Linked DNA regions of Homo sapiens: region 1 is linked to region 2. A link is an interaction called in ENCODE POLR2A ChIA-PET data of the cell type or tissue named here. Cell type or tissue: PC-9. All regions are shown on one strand. Each heading gives the region's core, and the rest is flanking DNA. Links, peaks and the distances in the headings are about the cores only.

Region 1 (2,910 bases), core at 101-2,600, 1.2 Mb after region 2:
TCAGCTTACTTGGAAATAGGCTCTTTGCAGACGTAATCAAGTCATACTGAGTTAGGGTAAAGCCTAACCCAATGACTGGTGTCCTTATTATAAAGGGGGGGGTGCGGTACCAGGTGTGGTGGCTCACATCTGTAATCCCAACACTTTGGGAGGCCAAGGCCAGTGGATCACCTGAGGTCAGGAGTTCAAGACCAGCCTGGCCAACATGGTGAAACCCTGTCTCTACTAAAAATACAAAAATTAGCCGGGCATGGTGGCAGGCACCTGTAGTCCCAGCTACTCGGGAGGCTGAGGCAGGAGAATCACCGGAGCCCGGGAGACAGAGATTGCAGTTAGCCGAGATTGCACCATTGCACTCCAGCCTGGGTGACAGAGCAAGACTCCATCTCAAGAAAAAAAAAAAAAAAAAAAAGGACATTTGAACACAGAGAAGACACACAGGGAAAATGCCATGCAATGATAGATATCTATAAGCTGAGGAACACGCCCAGAAGTAAGAAAGAGGCAAGGAAGGCTCTCTGAGAGCCTTCAGAGAGTGTGAGGCCCTGCCCAACACCTAGATTTTGGACTTCTGACCTTCAGAACCAGAGAGAATATATTTCTGGGTTTTGTTTGTTTTTTTGTTTTTCTGAGATGGAGTTTTGCTCTTGTTGCCCAGGCTGGAGTGCAGTGGCATGATTTTGGCTCACCGCAATCTCCACCTCCCAGGTTCAAGCGATTCTCCTGCCTCAGCCTCCCAAGTAGCTGGGATTACAGGCGCCCGCCACCATGCCCGGCTAATTTTTTCGTATTTTCAGTAGAGATGGGGTTTCTCCATGTTGGTCAGGCTGGTCTCGAACTCCTGACCTCAGGTGATCCTCCCACCTCAGCCTCCCAAACTGCTAGGATTACAGGCATGAGCCACCATGCCCGGCCATATTTCTGTTGTTTTAAGCCACCTTGTCTGTGGCATTTTGTTACAGCAGCCCTAGGGAACTAATACAATCTCTAAAACTTCCTCTTTTTGATGCTCCCAGTCTTTAGAATGTAAAGAAGCTCCGCCCCTACCCATGCATGGGCCAAGTATAAAGTGAGTGTTGATAGCAGGATATTAAGTTGACAAAATAAACCAGATTCAGGATCTAAGAGCCACAGGGGAAAATCATGAAGTGGGGACTGGTTGGACTGGTTTTTCTCATAAATCTCAATGACTTTGATCCCAACCAGGTGGAATTTTAAAGTTAATTGATTTAGGGAGGAACACCTGAGCAGCTGCACCGTGTGTGAGCCCTGTGCTAGGCCCAGTGGGGAAGCCAGGTGAGTCAGGTGCTGCTGCCTTACGGGAGCTCATAGGATTCGCCTCTACAGAAGGTGTGATGGAACAGGTCAGTCACTAGCCAAGGTGTGAGTAACAGGCTGTGCAAGTTCAAAATCAAGAGAGTGATTCATTTCCCCTGGGGGAGCATCAGCCAGACTGCTTCACTGAGGAGAAGGCAGTGGCGACATCTCTCTAAATATCTGACTGTGGAATCCATAGCCCAGAGAAGGTCTTGTGTGTCGATTAGAGACAAGCAAAGGAAAACAAATCTACCAGGAATGCTGGTGTTTTCCTGGAGAGTGTTTCACTGATCACGGGGTAGTGCTCTTTGCTCAGTGGAGAGGTACAAAGCTGTCTAGCCCCTGCTTGCTCTGAGGGGGAATTCTCTGGGCTCTCGGAACCTCTTATTTTCCCTTCTGGTTCTCCACTTGGGGTGAGTGCTTATCACCACCTTCTGTAGAGATTGAGGAAAGTGGAGAAGGTACACAGAGGCTTTGGAGTTGCTAGCGATCTCAATGACATCTTGTAAGAGAGCTGGTGGCTCAAGAAGGAGAGAGCAGGCCCTTGTGTTGCATTTGCAGGATCTGGGGCAATAGTACAGCCCACATATCTAAGCTCCATTTACGTTGCCAAAAATAGCATAGGCCACACATCTAAGCTCCATCTACATTGACACTCCATGACCCCACGTGGGCCACCCCAGTGTCATGGCCCAGTCTGGAGAAGTGACCCTGCGAAAAAGCTGTGTATGCCCTGTAGGTAGACTTGACCCTTCTGTGCAAGAAATTTTGATGTCCTGCGAGCACCCAGAATGGTCTAGGAGAGAGGGAACAGGCTCCAGTGGACATATTCTCTTCGCCCTGTTGACTCCCTCCTCCATGGGAAGAGACTTGGCTTAAACAAGCCTAGAGCAGGTCTGTTTAAGGTCTGGGGCCCTGAGTAGGAATCTACTTACCCACGTCGAAGGTAGAATTGGGAAGAAGCACTGTTATAAACTCAACAGAAAGTGATACTGAGTTTCATTTTTTTTTTTTTTTTTTTTTTTGGAGACAGTCTTGCTCAGTCGCCCAAGCTGGAGTGCAGTGGTGTGATCTCGGCTCACTGCAAGCTCCGCCTCCTGGGTTCACGCCATTCTCCTGCCTCAGCCTCCTGAGTAGCTGGGACTACAGGCGCCCACCACCACGCCTGGCTAATTTTTGTGTTTTTAGTAGAGACGGGGTTTCACCATGTTGGCCAGGATGGTCTCTATCTCCTGACCTCGTGATCCGCCCGCCTCGGCCTCCCAAAATGCTGAGATTACAGGTGTGAGCCACTGCACCTGGCCAATACTGAGTTTCTTGGTTTTGCTCTGGAACTAGACTAATGAATTCCAATCCTCATGGAAGCCCTGTGTGAAGCATTTCATGGAGAAAAATTTGTATGATGCAGTGGTTTGCAAATGGGGGAAATTTGGCATACAGTGACATTTGGTGATGTCTATAGGCATTTTGCATTGTCATAATTGGAGGATACTGCAAGACGTCTGGTGGGTAGAGGCCAGGGATATTGCAAAATATCCTACTATGTTGCCCTGCAGGATAGCACCCCATAAGAAACAATGATTTTGGCCGGGC
Region 2 (2,910 bases), core at 202-2,701:
AATATTTACCTGATTATATGTATTTTACAAAGAAATTTTTTTTTTTTTTTTAGACAGAGTCTCACTGCAATGGCCAGGCTGGAGTGCAATGGTGCTATCTTGGCTCACTGCAATCTCCTCCTCCCAGGTTCAAGTGATTCTCCTGCCTCAGCCTCCTGAGTAGCTGGGATTACAGGCACCCGCCATCATGCCTGGCTAATTTTTGTATTTTTAGTAGTGACAAGATTTCACCATGTTGGCCAGGCTGGCCTTGAACTCTTGACCTCAGGTGATCCGCCCACCTCAGCCTCCCAAAGTGCTGGGATTACAGACATGAGCCACTGCGCCCAGCCTGTATTTTACAAAGAAATTTTATACCATTATCGTAGGTAGAAAATCAGTATCACTTGCCATAATGAATTAATGTAATTTTTTTTCAAGATGGAGTGTTGCTTTGTTACCCAGGCTGGAGTGCAGTGGCGTGATCTCGGCTCACTGCAACCTCTGCCTCTCGGGTTCAAGAGATTCTCCTGCCTCAGCCTCCCGAGTAGCTAGGATTACAGGCGCCCACCACCATGCTCAGCTAATTTTTGTATTTTTAGTAGAGATGGGGTTTCGCCATGTTGGCCAGGCTGGTTCCGAACTCCTGACCTCATGATCCACCCACCTCGGCTTCCCAAAGTGCTGGGATTACAGGTGTGAGCCACTACACCCTACCTAATGTAAATTATTGTATAAAAATTTTTGAAAGATCTAAAACCATTTTGTAGGTATCTGAGGGTGCATGTACCATGTTTTAGAAAACTCCACATCAGAACATGTTACCCTTTTCTGTAGTTTTTTTTTCCTCCTTCCTTTCCTCTTTCCCTCACCTCATTCCTTCTCTCCCCTCTGCCCTTACTCTCCTCCCTCTCTCTTTCATTCATTCATTCAATGAACTACTATCTATTGAGCACTTCCAACATGCTAGGCATGGTGCTAGATGCTGAATAAGTATTGGTGAGACCTGGTCTCTGCCTTGTGAAGTTTCCAATCCTGTGGAATTATTTATTATTTTTAATAAATTAAAAATATATCAATAGGTAGCCACAATTGGGATAAGAGAAGTGAAGGAGGCAAATAGAGTATGTTCATTCATGCATTCATTTATTAAACAAATATTTATTGAGCATCTAGTAAAGACTATTTATTCATTTATTCTATAAATATTTATTGGCAGGCACTATGCCAGGCGCTGGTGATACAAACAACACAGTCCCTGCTTACAGACTAGTGAATAAATGAACAGACAAATGACTGTATATTGTACTAAATGGTAACAAGTGCAAAAAGACACATGCAGAGGCTCAGGAAATGAGGAGCAACAGGCTGCATGGGGTGCTCTTGAGTCTGGAAATGCCTGTCCCATGAGGGGACACTAAGGCGAGGTTTCAGTCAGGTGGCTACTGGGGGAAAGGGCGTCTGTTCAGAAGGAAGAGCAAGTGCACAGGCCTTGGACTAGAAAACATCTGCCAGGGTGGACAACCCAAAAGGAGCTCAGGGAGAGTGGGCACGAGGAGGGTGACGGGATGGCGGTGTCTGAGTATGCAGGGCTGCTTCTTCTTCTTCGTCCTCCTCTTCCTCTTCTTCCTCCTCTTCCTCTTCTTCTTCTTCTTTTTTTTTTTTTTTTTTTTTTTGAGACCAAGTCTCGCTCTGTCACCCAGGCTGGAGTGCAGCGGCACGATCTCTGCTCACTGCAACTTCCGCCTCCCGGGTTCAAGAGATTCTCCTGCCTCAGCCTCCCGAGTAGCTGGGATTACAGGCGCCCACCACCATGCCTGGCTAATTTTTGTATTTTTAGTAGAGGCAGGGTTTCACCGTGTTAGCCAGGATGGTCTCCATCTCCTGACCTCGTGATCCGCCCGCCTCAGCCTCACAAAGTGCTGGGATTACAGGCGTGAGCCTCCACGCCCGGCCTGGGTATGCAGGGCTTCTTATGCCACGAGAGCTTCCATTCGATTCCCAGTGCAGGGCTAACCCTCGGAGGACCAGACAGGGGAGGGACCTGGCTGGTACACCTAGAAGGTAGCTCTGGCTGCTGGGGAGAGCGTGGTCTGGAGGGTGCCTCTCCTGCCAGCCTCCAAAAGTCCTCCACCCTTGCCCCAAGCCAGTGAGGAGGCCTCGGGGGTACTAGTCTTATTTAGGGATACTAGTTTATCCAACTTTCCAAATTCAATGTGTGTTCTGGGCTGGGCCTCTCACTCCGAGAATGGTTCTTGCTACTCGTGGAAATTACTTCTGTTGCACTTCTCTGCCTTGATGTCCTCACGGCCCTCCCCACCCCGCCCCACCCCCCCCAACCCCCCCGCCCGCCGCCGCATTTCTCCTCGGCCCCCTGTGGCTCTTTGAAGCTTTCAGGACCCCTGCCTTGGAGCCTCCCAGCCACATTCACTGGCTCAGCCAAGCCCCTCCGTGTTAAAGTCCTCCTTGTCCTCGCCCTCTGGGACTGGGTCTCCTCTGGCATTGGGCGGCTGCTTCTCCATCTCCTTTGCTACCCCTTTCTCCTGCTGCCCTCTTAGTGCCAACATTTTCATAGGTTGACTCAGTAGCATTTTCTCAGTGAGGCTTTTTTTTTTTTTTTTACAAAAAACTAAACCTTGTCCCCTTCCCTATCCACCTTTATCCTGCTCAGTTGATACCTGATAGCAGTTTCCACTTTCTAACCCACTATATATATTATGTATTATGTTTATTGTCTATTTCCTTCCACAAGACTGAGCTTCGTGAGGGCAGGAACGTTTTCCAGCTTATTTCTCAGACGCGTCCCAAGGGCTGAGAACAGTGCCAAGCACATTGTAGGAGCTATGTAACTGTTTGATAAAAAACAGAAACAGCTCTTAGCTCTCTGTTCTTTCCATTTTATCACATATTTCAAAGTTAAATGCCTGCAAG

Evidence for each region. Peaks named below come from ENCODE experiments on the same cell type or tissue, not always from the same donor. Only the 100,000 strongest peaks of a DNase experiment are listed, where the experiment ranks them.
Region 1: POLR2A ChIA-PET joins it to region 2 with 5 read pairs; 1 of 35 experiments calls an interaction of 5 or more read pairs at or near these places.

Annotation. Positions count from the first base shown.
Region 1 is chr2:47,338,853-47,341,762 of GRCh38, forward strand. The region is part of intron 1 of EPCAM-DT (EPCAM divergent transcript); the gene reads right to left. Among named protein-coding and RNA genes, the nearest start is that of EPCAM-DT, 4.8 kb to the right of the region's middle. RefSeq lists a silencer at 1,238-1,532. In PC-9, for the core only: no CTCF peak of the experiment used is centred there; a DNase peak (open chromatin) is centred at 1,259; H3K4me3 peaks cover 504 bases; H3K27ac peaks cover 2,033 bases.
Region 2 is chr2:46,152,150-46,155,059 of GRCh38, forward strand. All of the region lies in intron 13 of PRKCE (protein kinase C epsilon), which reads left to right. Among named protein-coding and RNA genes, the nearest start is that of EPAS1, 140 kb to the right of the region's middle. In PC-9, for the core only: no CTCF peak of the experiment used is centred there; a DNase peak (open chromatin) is centred at 1,361.